Linked DNA regions of Homo sapiens: region 2 is linked to region 1. The links are chromatin loops, found by intact Hi-C in ENCODE. Cell type or tissue: Caco-2. All regions are shown on one strand.

The links. A loop is a pair of places that touch in the nucleus more often than their neighbours do. Peaks named below come from ENCODE experiments on the same cell type or tissue, not always from the same donor. Only the 100,000 strongest peaks of a DNase experiment are listed, where the experiment ranks them.
Region 2: a loop joins it to region 1, with 6 times the contacts of the local background. A loop is called at or near these places in 10 of 110 quality-filtered maps.

What each region holds. Positions count from the first base shown.
Region 1 is chr9:38,043,828-38,048,827 of GRCh38, forward strand. All of the region lies in intron 1 of SHB (SH2 domain containing adaptor protein B), which reads right to left. Among named protein-coding and RNA genes, the nearest start is that of SHB, 23 kb to the right of the region's middle. RefSeq lists enhancers at 3,115-4,108, 3,379-4,578, 4,025-4,319, 4,109-5,000. In Caco-2, no CTCF peak of the experiment used is centred here; DNase peaks (open chromatin) are centred at 3,004, 3,344, 3,614 and 4,114; H3K4me3 peaks cover 575 bases.
Region 2 is chr9:37,966,531-37,971,530 of GRCh38, forward strand. The region is part of intron 3 of SHB (SH2 domain containing adaptor protein B); the gene reads right to left. Among named protein-coding and RNA genes, the nearest start is that of SLC25A51, 65 kb to the left of the region's middle. In Caco-2, no CTCF peak of the experiment used is centred here; DNase peaks (open chromatin) are centred at 221 and 2,751.

The DNA.
Region 1 (5,000 bases):
GAGGTGAGCAGAGATTATGCCATTGCACTCCAGCCTGAGGAACAGGAGCAAAACTCCGTCTCAAAAAAAAAAAAAAATTAAGAAAAGAAACCATTCTCCCTGAACGCACTGGTGGCAGAGAAAGCTCAGGGCCAGGCCTCAATCCAGGGCCATGGCCCCTATGCTGGAACCAGCACACCAAGGTGTTGACCTGGAGAAGCGGGCATGCCCTGGTTCTGCCTGGCAGCCCACTCTAACCTGCCACTGCACATAAATTACAGGGAGGAGGCCGGTGGCCAACTGGCTTCAAGGCAGGCCCTGCCTCTCTCTAGCACAAGGAAGCGCTTTGTGCAGCCCAACACCTCATTATCTGGCAACTCAGTCACACCGGAAAGGGCAAATAATGGGGTGAGCGCGACACATGTTGTGCAGACGTCCCTCCCTGCACAAACCTGTCCTGGAGTCCCACTGCCTGTGGGCCAAAGGCTCAATTAACTCCTTAGTATGGTATTTGCAGCCCTTCAATCTGGCTGCAACAACTCTTTCCAGAAAAGTCTCTTTCTAATCTAATTCATTTATTCATCTATAAGACGTTTACTAAGCACCTACTATGTGCCAAGCATGATGCTGAAGGAGCTGAAGCACTCCTAAGGTCTCATGGGTCCTGAATCCTTTGCAGATCACACACAAGTCCCCAGCTAAAAGCTCTCCATAGAGGAGGTGGTAATTACTAACTGTTTTTAATCATCACTCCCACCTGCCACTGAGGAGAATCAAAGCTGCTCTTTCCAATGCCCACCACCACACCAAAAGGCAGGCAGCACAGGCCTGCATGAGGCCACTAGAAGCCTAAAATGTAGAGTCTTGGCTGCTCTGGAGGGCACTGGAGTTTGGAGGTTTTTTCCCTTGTTGGAGTTACTGGCAATTTGGGGACTATTGGGGTTTTACAGCATACTGGCTCTTCAATCAACCTCTCTGAGATCACTTATCTGACAAGCACTCCTGCATCCACTCTGGGGTCAGGCCCCGTGCAAGGTGCAGGGCTCTCACTGTGGCTCTCCAGGAGCCATGACATGGTGTGACTGCTTCCGCCAGAGGTGTGGACATGTGTACACAGAGGAGGGAGGGGTGGGAGGTCAGGAAGCCTCCCAAATGGCAGGACAGCTGAGCTGAACTTAAGAGGATGAGGAGGATAAAGGTGTGACACACAAGTGAAGACACAGAGGCATACAGGTGAGCCTTGCATCCTGGCACAAGGTCAGAGGTTCCCAGCTGGCTGTCATGGAAGGGATGGAGTAAAAAGAAGCCTTTCCAAGAGGTAAGGGTCAGCTGGAATGTCAAGCTATGAGTCTGGACATGATAGAAGCCATGGGTAGTGTCTAAATGATGACACGTCCAGACTCACTTTTGGAAGACAGAAGATAAAGGACAAATCAAAAGGGTCAAGACTACAGCCACATGGGATATCAGGTATGGAACTTTTCTTCTAGTAACATTTGTAAAAGCCACAACGACCAGGTGCGGTGGCTCACGCCTGTAATCCCAGCACTCTGGGAGGCTGAGGTGGGTGGATCACTTGAGGCCAGGAGTTCGAGACCAGCTTGGTCAACATGGTGAGACCCCCCCCACCCCCAAGTCTCTACTAAAAATATAAAAATTAGCCGATAGGTGGCGCGCACCTGTAATCCCAGCTACTCGGGAGGCTAAGGCAGGAGAATCTCTTGAATCTGGGAGGTAGAGGTCGCAGTGAGCCGGGATTGTGCCACTGCGCTTCAGCCTGGACAACAGAGTGAGACCCTGTCTCCAAAAAAAACAAAGCCACAACAATAAACAATTTGACAACATATCAATTTCCTACCACTTTGTAATGAACCTGACTATACAACGTGAGATCCTACACAGCACAACACAGGTACAATAAAAACGGTGCATTTTAAAAAGACGTATGTTTTTTGACATGAGAACGTGGGCAACTTCTGTGCAATGTAAAGATTGATTAAAGATCTTCTAGCGTGTCTAGGCCAGAGACAGCTTGAAAGAAACCAAGAGGGAGTGGGGTCAAAACAATCAGGTCAAAATGGGTATGTATAAAACACAGAGATTACAAGTTAACATGGGTCATGATTATGAAAAGAGGCACCAGGCACAGGTGGCTCACGCCTGTAATCCTAGCACTTTGGGAGGCAGAGGAGGGCGGATCACCTGAGGTCAGGAGTTCAAGACCAGCCTGGCCAACATGATGAAACCCTGTGTCTACTAAAAATACGAAAATTAGCCAGGCGTGGTGGTGTGTGCCTGTAATCCCAGCTATTCAGGAGGCTGAGGTGGGAGAATCGCTCAAAACCGGGAGGCGGAAGTTGCAGTGAGCCGAGATAAGAAAAAAAAAGAAAAGAGGCACCTAATGTTTTCAGCCAGGGTTGGGCAAAGCTTCACTTCTGTAAGTAAAGCATTGCTGAACGTGGCCAGGCCTGCTCATTTATATATTGTCTGTGGCTCCCTGAAGAAGTGAACAGAGGCAACAGAAACCGTGTTGCTGCAAAGCCTGAAATACTATTTGGCCCTTTACAGAAAAAGTTTGTGACCTCTGTGTTAGACACATAAGAATTGAATACAGGCAAACAAGAACAAGCAGTTGCCCTGAGGGCAATATACTGATGCTCGAAGCCCCCCCGGGTCCTCCTTCTCCGAGTAGGGCCCTCAGGAGACACCACATTCCTCTGAACATCTTGGGTGGTCAATCTTCCATACTCTGGAGTGGATTTAATTTCTAGAAACTGCCCACGGCTTTTCCAAACCAATTTAGGTGAAAAGGTGGGTGATCACGCCAAGCAATGAAACATACAAACTTGCCAGGGGCAGGACGCAAGCCTCTAACACGGAAGGAATTGAAATCGCAATGAGATGTGGCTTCATTGTAAAGTTGCACAACTTGGTTTCTTGTGTCTCATTAATTGGGGACAACAGTCATATAATGTTTGGGCCTCGGCCTGACAGGCCTGACAGTAAAAATCCCTTCGTCGCTTGTGGCTTATGACTACCTCTTACAAGACAAACCACATTCCACAGGAACCTGCGGTCTGGAGAGGGCTGTTAAGGGCTGTCCTGGGAAGTTTTTGGAAAAGATGGGGCCTGGTGAGAGAAAAGAACACCTGGCCTTTTTACAAATGCAGACACTGTGGCCCAGGGAGGGGAGGGGCCTTGCCAACATCACCTAGCCATGGCACCTCAAGGTTCAACGTACCCAAAGTGGCCAGTGTTTCAGGTTCAGTGCCAGCTGTGGGGGATGAGTGAAAAATGAGTTCATGTTCTCCAAGAGTCCAGTCCCTGGTATCCAGATAACACAGGAATGTCAATAAAAACAGAGAAGTTTGGCAGGCCTTGGGTATGTCCCCTGACCTCTCCAAGTCTGCTTACTTGTATGAAAAATAGTATCTTCCTTACACAATTCCTGTGAGGACTCCAATGAGAGATGTACCTGAAGCACCCAGCAGAGTATAGCATACAGTAAGTGCTCAACTGAAAGCAGCTAATCACTTCAGGCACAAGGCTGAGCTATTTTCTAGTTGCAGCGGTCCAATCTTCTTACCCACAAGTGTGTACACACACCTCCCCTTCGGTGCAGAAAACTGGAGACTGCAAGGCTTCACTGAGCACCTGTCCTGTGTGAGGAATGGCCCTGCCTGCCTCCAACAGGGAAGTTAACAGAGGGGAAAACTGCAATCTGGCTCTGGAACTGCAACATTCCTACCCCTCTTGGCTAATGCCTTCAGCAGGACCACAATTATAAACACAGAACTAACAGGAACTGAGAAACAGCAGCAGATCAAAAAGCAGGTTGCTCTTGCTTTTGGAGGATGTGAGACAGATTTCTTCCAAAGAGGCAAGGGAAAATCCCCCATCTTTACAGGTCAGGAATAGCGCCAGTAAATCCCTCCACTTTGTCCTTTCTCCTTTCATGGAATAGCCCAATGCGCCAGTGGGTGTTAAGCAAACAAGGGTGTGAGTTGCAGCTTCCTGTGCCTGACTATGCAGTTCCCGCACAGGTCCTTGCCCGAGCTAACGCTGTGGCCCCGGACACAGACAGATAAAGTCCCGATCGAACACTAAGGGCCAAAGCTGGCACCAATGAGCAAGCCTGGTGAGCTTATATAACAAAGGGCTTGTCACCACTTCCTGTGATCCTCATCGCCAGCATTCCAACACAATGAGACACTCAGCGGCTTTGAAGTTCAACAACTCATTCAGATGGCCCCAGCAAAAACTCTGCTGGGAGGTGGAGAGCCTGTGCTCCCTTACCTCACCTTCTCATCCCCCTCCTCACGTTGTGCTTGCAATGTTACCACTTCAAAAAAATTTCCAATAGTAATTAAATGATTTGCATTTGTTTTTAAAAACTGTAAAATATTCCAACCTTCCAGCGATAACCAGTGTATACATTTTGGTCGATTTCCTTCCAGTCTTTTTTCTACATATGTCGGTGGGAATGCAGTAATTGGAAAAGAATACAAATATTCATCATTTTTTATATCCTGCGTTTAAAAAAGTATTACTTCTGGCCAGTTGCAGCAGCTCATGCCAGTAATCCTAGCACTTTGGGAACTGAGGTGGGAGGATCACTTGAGTTTGAGATCAGCCTGGGCAGCACAGTGAGAGCCTGACTCTACATAAAATTTTTAAATTAGCTGGGCATGGTGGTGAGTGCCTGTAGTCCCAGCTACGTGGGAGGCTGAGTCTGGAGGATCTCTTCAGCCCTTGAGGTGGAGGTTGCTGTGAGCTATGATGGCACTGTTGCACTCTAGCCTGGGTGACATAGCAAGGCCCTGCCTCAAAATAATAATGATAAATACACATACAAAAAATGAAAAAGTATTACATTGTTGAGTGTTTTCCATCTTAACGATATTGCAGTGGAGTTACTCAACTCAGCTTTTGTTGGCTGTATTCCCTCTCACTTTAGGCCACACGTTAGCCACTTCCCATGGCTGGATATTTAGGTAATTTCCAGTTTTTGGTTTTGCCAA
Region 2 (5,000 bases), 77 kb before region 1:
CCTGGGCAGACCTGCTGTTCACAGGTGTTAAACATTAATTACAACTGTTACTCATTACATAGCAAAAAGCATTTGGTACCAACACAATTGTTAATTTCCTCACAGGCTCAAGGCATTCTGGGAAGCTATACAGGGGACAGGAAGCATCATGGGAGCCTAAGGGGAGCCAGTTTGGAAGAGACAGCATTCTCCTGGCTAGGACAGGTGGTGGTGGTGGCCGGGTTTAAGGTTCTCCAAGGGACCCTCTGCAGATGCCGGGGCCCTGTTTATTCTGAGCACGTGAAGATGAGTCACATAGCTTGGTGGGAATAGCAAGTGTGGAGCAGTGCCCTACACACACAATGGTGGTGTTAAACCAGCTTCAGAGCGACTGTGTTTGAGGGGGACGGTGACAAGTCACGAGGGCAACATGGTATGGGTGCAACTGCTTCTGCCTTGTACCGGTGTGCAAGGGAATTCCAGCCTGACCCCAGCCACACACAGGATATCAAGGCAGCAGTGGAGAGAACAAGTGCTGTGCAGTCAGACTGGCCCAAGTTCACAGCTGTGTGACTGTGGGCAAGCTGCTCACCCTCTCTGAGCTTCACTACTGTCATCTGAGTGACGACAATGAAGTGAACCCTACCTTGCAAGGCTCTGTAGGGTTAACCTATGCCAGGTTTATAATTATTGCTCAATAAATGTTAATTTCCTGTCCCTGGTTCCTCCCCATCCTTCCTTACCTTAATGGGATTATTTTAAATTAGCTAGTTGAGCTGGCTCTGAGATGATTCATAGTTGTTTAGGAAATAGACATACCTGGGGCCTTACTTTCCCTTTTAGCCTCATTTGATGAGGCTTTGAAGGTGTCAAAACTCAAGAGGGAGGCTGGCTAAGGGGTGATACCATAGCATAAGCACCCCACACGCTGACAGTGTCTAGTGCGTATCTAGCTATTTCCGAATAAACCAATGTACTCCAGTACAGGGTGTAGTAGAAGCACAGAGGGGAAGGAACCGGTTGTGTCAGGGAAAGCTTCCTGGAGGAGGTGACTTCCCCTCCCTAACTCTATCCCAACCCCACACCTAATACAAAGCATGTACTCTGTACCCTCTATGTTCTCAAAGTGGGGTCGCCAGATGGCAGCATCAGCATCACCTGGGAACCTGTTGGAAATGCAAACTCCCATGCCTCACCCCGGATCTACCGAATCAGGAACCCTGGGGGTGGAACCCCAGCAATCTGTATAACACTTCCTCCAGGTGATTCTGATGCCTTCAAGTTTAAGACTTACTGCTCCAGGCAAAAAAGAAATCCACAGACATGTCAGACCTAGAATAGGGAAGGCGCGGATCGGAGGAAGGCCCTGGGGACCCTCTCCCACCCAGGGGACCAGTGGCCCAATCCTCGGGAGGGACTGAGTAAAGAATGGAAGAACCAGGGGACTCGTTAGAACTGTTGCTGGAATTGGGATATGGGGTTTCCTGAAGAAGTGGTGCTTTCCACACCATCCGTGCTTCCCATTGCCAGGCATAACTGGGAATGAGCTTTGGAAACAGGTCCTCTGTGGCCACTAAGTACTTCTTTATGCAACATGGTTTTTATGTTAAATTGAATTTTATGTAATACAGCAAGCCCCCTCTGAACACCAAAACCAATTCTGAAAACCAAAACACCAAATGATCCTTTAGGGCTTACCATGTCTTTTCATTCAGATCTTTTGTTTTTATTTAATCAACACAGAGATCCAGTGTGAGAAGTTGTGACCATCCCCATTTTACAGATAAGTAAACTAAGGCTCAGGGAGACTGAACAGTCTGTCTCAGGTCCCGAAGTGGTGAAGGGTGGAGCCGGCATGTGAACTTGGGACTGTCTGACTCATCCCATTGCCCCATGGGTCCCAACATGCAAGACACTGTCCTAAACTTCTAGGGCAGAGAAATCTGCCAAGGAGCTAGTGGGGAAGACAGATAAGTACCCAAAATAAGTATGCTGAGCAGTATTTGAGTCATGTGTCTTTTATCTTTGCTATGAGGCAGACCTGGCTGAGCCAAGGACACTGCCTGAAGAGTAACTTTCACGGAGACAAAGCTTCAGATGGTGAATCGAAATGAGATGACTTAGTTTCTCAAGAAGGTCTGGGGGGTGCCCTTCACACACCCTCCTGTCATCTGGCTCCTCTATCAAGCTCAAGAGCTGCAGTTACTTACTTCTCAGATACAAGTGCAAATTATTAAAGACATAGCCGTTTACTCACTGGGTTAAAAGGAAATGCTGGTCATTCCTCTATGTATGGCCTGACTGGCTCTGCCATGAGGTCTCCAGCTGTTCCCTTCTCCACTCTGAGCCTTAGTTTCCCCAGAAGGACAGGGAGTGGGACTCTATGGTATGTGGGACTCTATGGTATACGGGCCCCTCTCTGTGCTGAGTGGTGGTAGGAGAAGACCAACCCATGGGATGGCGCTGGTCCCCCTCCAATGAAAGCACGAACCTCCAGAACCCAGTCCCCCACAGAAACCCTGACTGGATCCATTTCAGGTGGGAAGCCACCACCCAGTTACATATCCTGGTGTAGATGTCGCAGAAATTAGTGCAAGTGAGATGAAGAAATTAGTGCAAGTGAGATGAAGGGCATGCGATACCTCTTGAGGGCTGTGGGGGGATGAGAGCTCCAATCATATTTCCTGCAGCATCTTGGATAGCACCAGAGAGGCCAGACATTTGACTGGGTTAGGGCAGGGGCTCTGGAGTTGGAGCTGACAGGTTCAAAGTCCGGCTCTGCTGCTGACCAGCCATGGGCTGGGCCCCCAGCCAAGTTATTTCTTCTCATGGGACCTTAGCTTCCTTATCTGTAAAAGGAGGAAACTAACCTCCCAGAGGGTGATTATGAGGATTGAATGAGAGAATGCACACAGAAAGTGCTCAGTAAATGCTAGCAACAATGCCAGTACTTTCCTGATGTGATACCCATCAAATCTCACCAAGACCCTTCTGAAGTGGGAACTACTGGTCTTACTTCCCAGGTGGAGAAACTGAGACTCCCAGGACATGTTCATGCCCAGTCCTCACACTGGTCCTTCAGAGGTGTGAAGACACCGATTTGGTGTCTTTGCCACCTCCACCGAGGTCTGCTTCTACAGGCTATCCACCCCGGCTCCTTGGTCCCTGCCTGTGGGCCCCTCCCTACGTGGCCACTTTCTGCTCAGGTTCCATTTGTCCATCTTGCAATCTGTGCCACACAGCCTGGCAACCAGGTAGACCTGCCACACCAACCTGCACCACCCCCAGACACCATGACATCATCCAAGGCTCCTTGTCCCCTTCCCAACATTGGGCAGGGGGTGCCACATAGGCCTCGTGTGGGCCCAAGCTGCACCTGGCGGGGGTGGGTTGGGGACAGAGCAAGAAGGCCATTTCTAGACCCAACTGCTGGCCTTGCTGGTTGCTGTAAAGACTCCTGGGGTGATTCAAAGTGGGCCAGGAACAGAGTCTAGCCTGCTCTGGAAGGCTGGTGTCTCTGCCGGGTGGGAAGGGGGCTGACAGCTTGATGGAAGCCACATCACTTCCCTGTGGAGGCAGAGCTGCAGTCCACTCCCTGCAGCCAGCAGCCCGTGGTGGAACCTGACTGGGCATTGTCCTGGGGATTGGGATCCGACAAGTGGGAGTGGGGGTCTGGTGAGGCCACAGTCAGCTTCCTGGAGAAGAGCAGGCAACGAACACCCAGGGTTTGCTGTTTGGACGGCTCCAAGTATTTCTCACCAACAACTCTCTGAATCCTTAATTAAATTCCATGTCAGCCATTCTCAGAGAAGGGGAAACTTTCATTCCTAAGAAGTTGGGGCCACCTCACACACTCTAAGAGCTGTTTTTGTGACAACTGGGAAGTGATAACTGAGCCTTCCGCGGTGGCAGCCCCAGCCTGATGAGATGGGAAGGAAGGCGCTGACTTCCAGAAACACTGCCCAAGAAGGGCGCCCCGGTGGAGAATGCTGAGGCAGTGCCTGAGAGGTGCTTTTCTTGAACGCAATTCGGGACAGTGCTTTGAAAGCTGGAAGGCACTTTTGCTTCATAGATGGATGGAGCTAATTCAGCCATCTTCCCCTCTCCCTGTCTCTGACCAGCACGCTGAGGCTCTGATGGAATGAAGCCTGGATGCATACCCAGAGCTGGTTGCAGACTGACCTCCCAGGACACGCCCTTTGTCAGAGCCCTGCCTCGCTCAAGCTTCTGCTTGCAAACCCCCAGTGATGGGAAGCTCATTACACACATTCAGTTCTAACCAAAATTCTTACCCTTCACCTGGGCCCTACATCCCTGTGACTCCCCCTTTGGCAGGCCCAGGTCTGTCCCTTAGGAGTCCCCCACACTCTCCACCCTTTGGAAATTTGAAAGCACTGACCCCATTCCCCGCCCAAGTTTCCCCATCCAGGCCAAATCTGCACAATCAGCAAATATAAGGGGTGAAAGGAGAGGGTAATGATTTTGGCCAGCCAACTCCACCCCATACAGCTCTTCCTCCAGCTATGGATCCTGCACCTCAGGCTCCAAAGACTCAGTGCAGAGAGCTCCCAAAAGCCAAGAAAAAACTGCACAGGGCATTTCTGACAGGTACTATGCTAAGGATGGGGCCCAGCCAAGCTGCCTTACTCACTGACCACACCAACGACTCGCTCAAGTGTGAGTGCATACACTTGCATACACACCCACACACATGCAGATGGATGTACACTCTCATGCACACACAACACTGACTCAGGTGGGGGTCCTCGCCATCCTTCCCGGGAAGCTGCACTTCTGGTTTTACACATGGGGCTGTGGCAACACATCAGCAATCTAACCGAGCTGCTTCAACTTATCCTCACCACTTGAGAGGTGGCCCACCCACCTCTCCACTTTCCCTCCAGCGACAGTAACAGTGAGGATGCTTCTCACCTGCCAATGCTGCGCCTAATGGACTCTGTCCACAGACATGGGAAGAGAAGGCTGGTGCCCATAGGACCCCTCCAGCTCCTGAGTGAGAT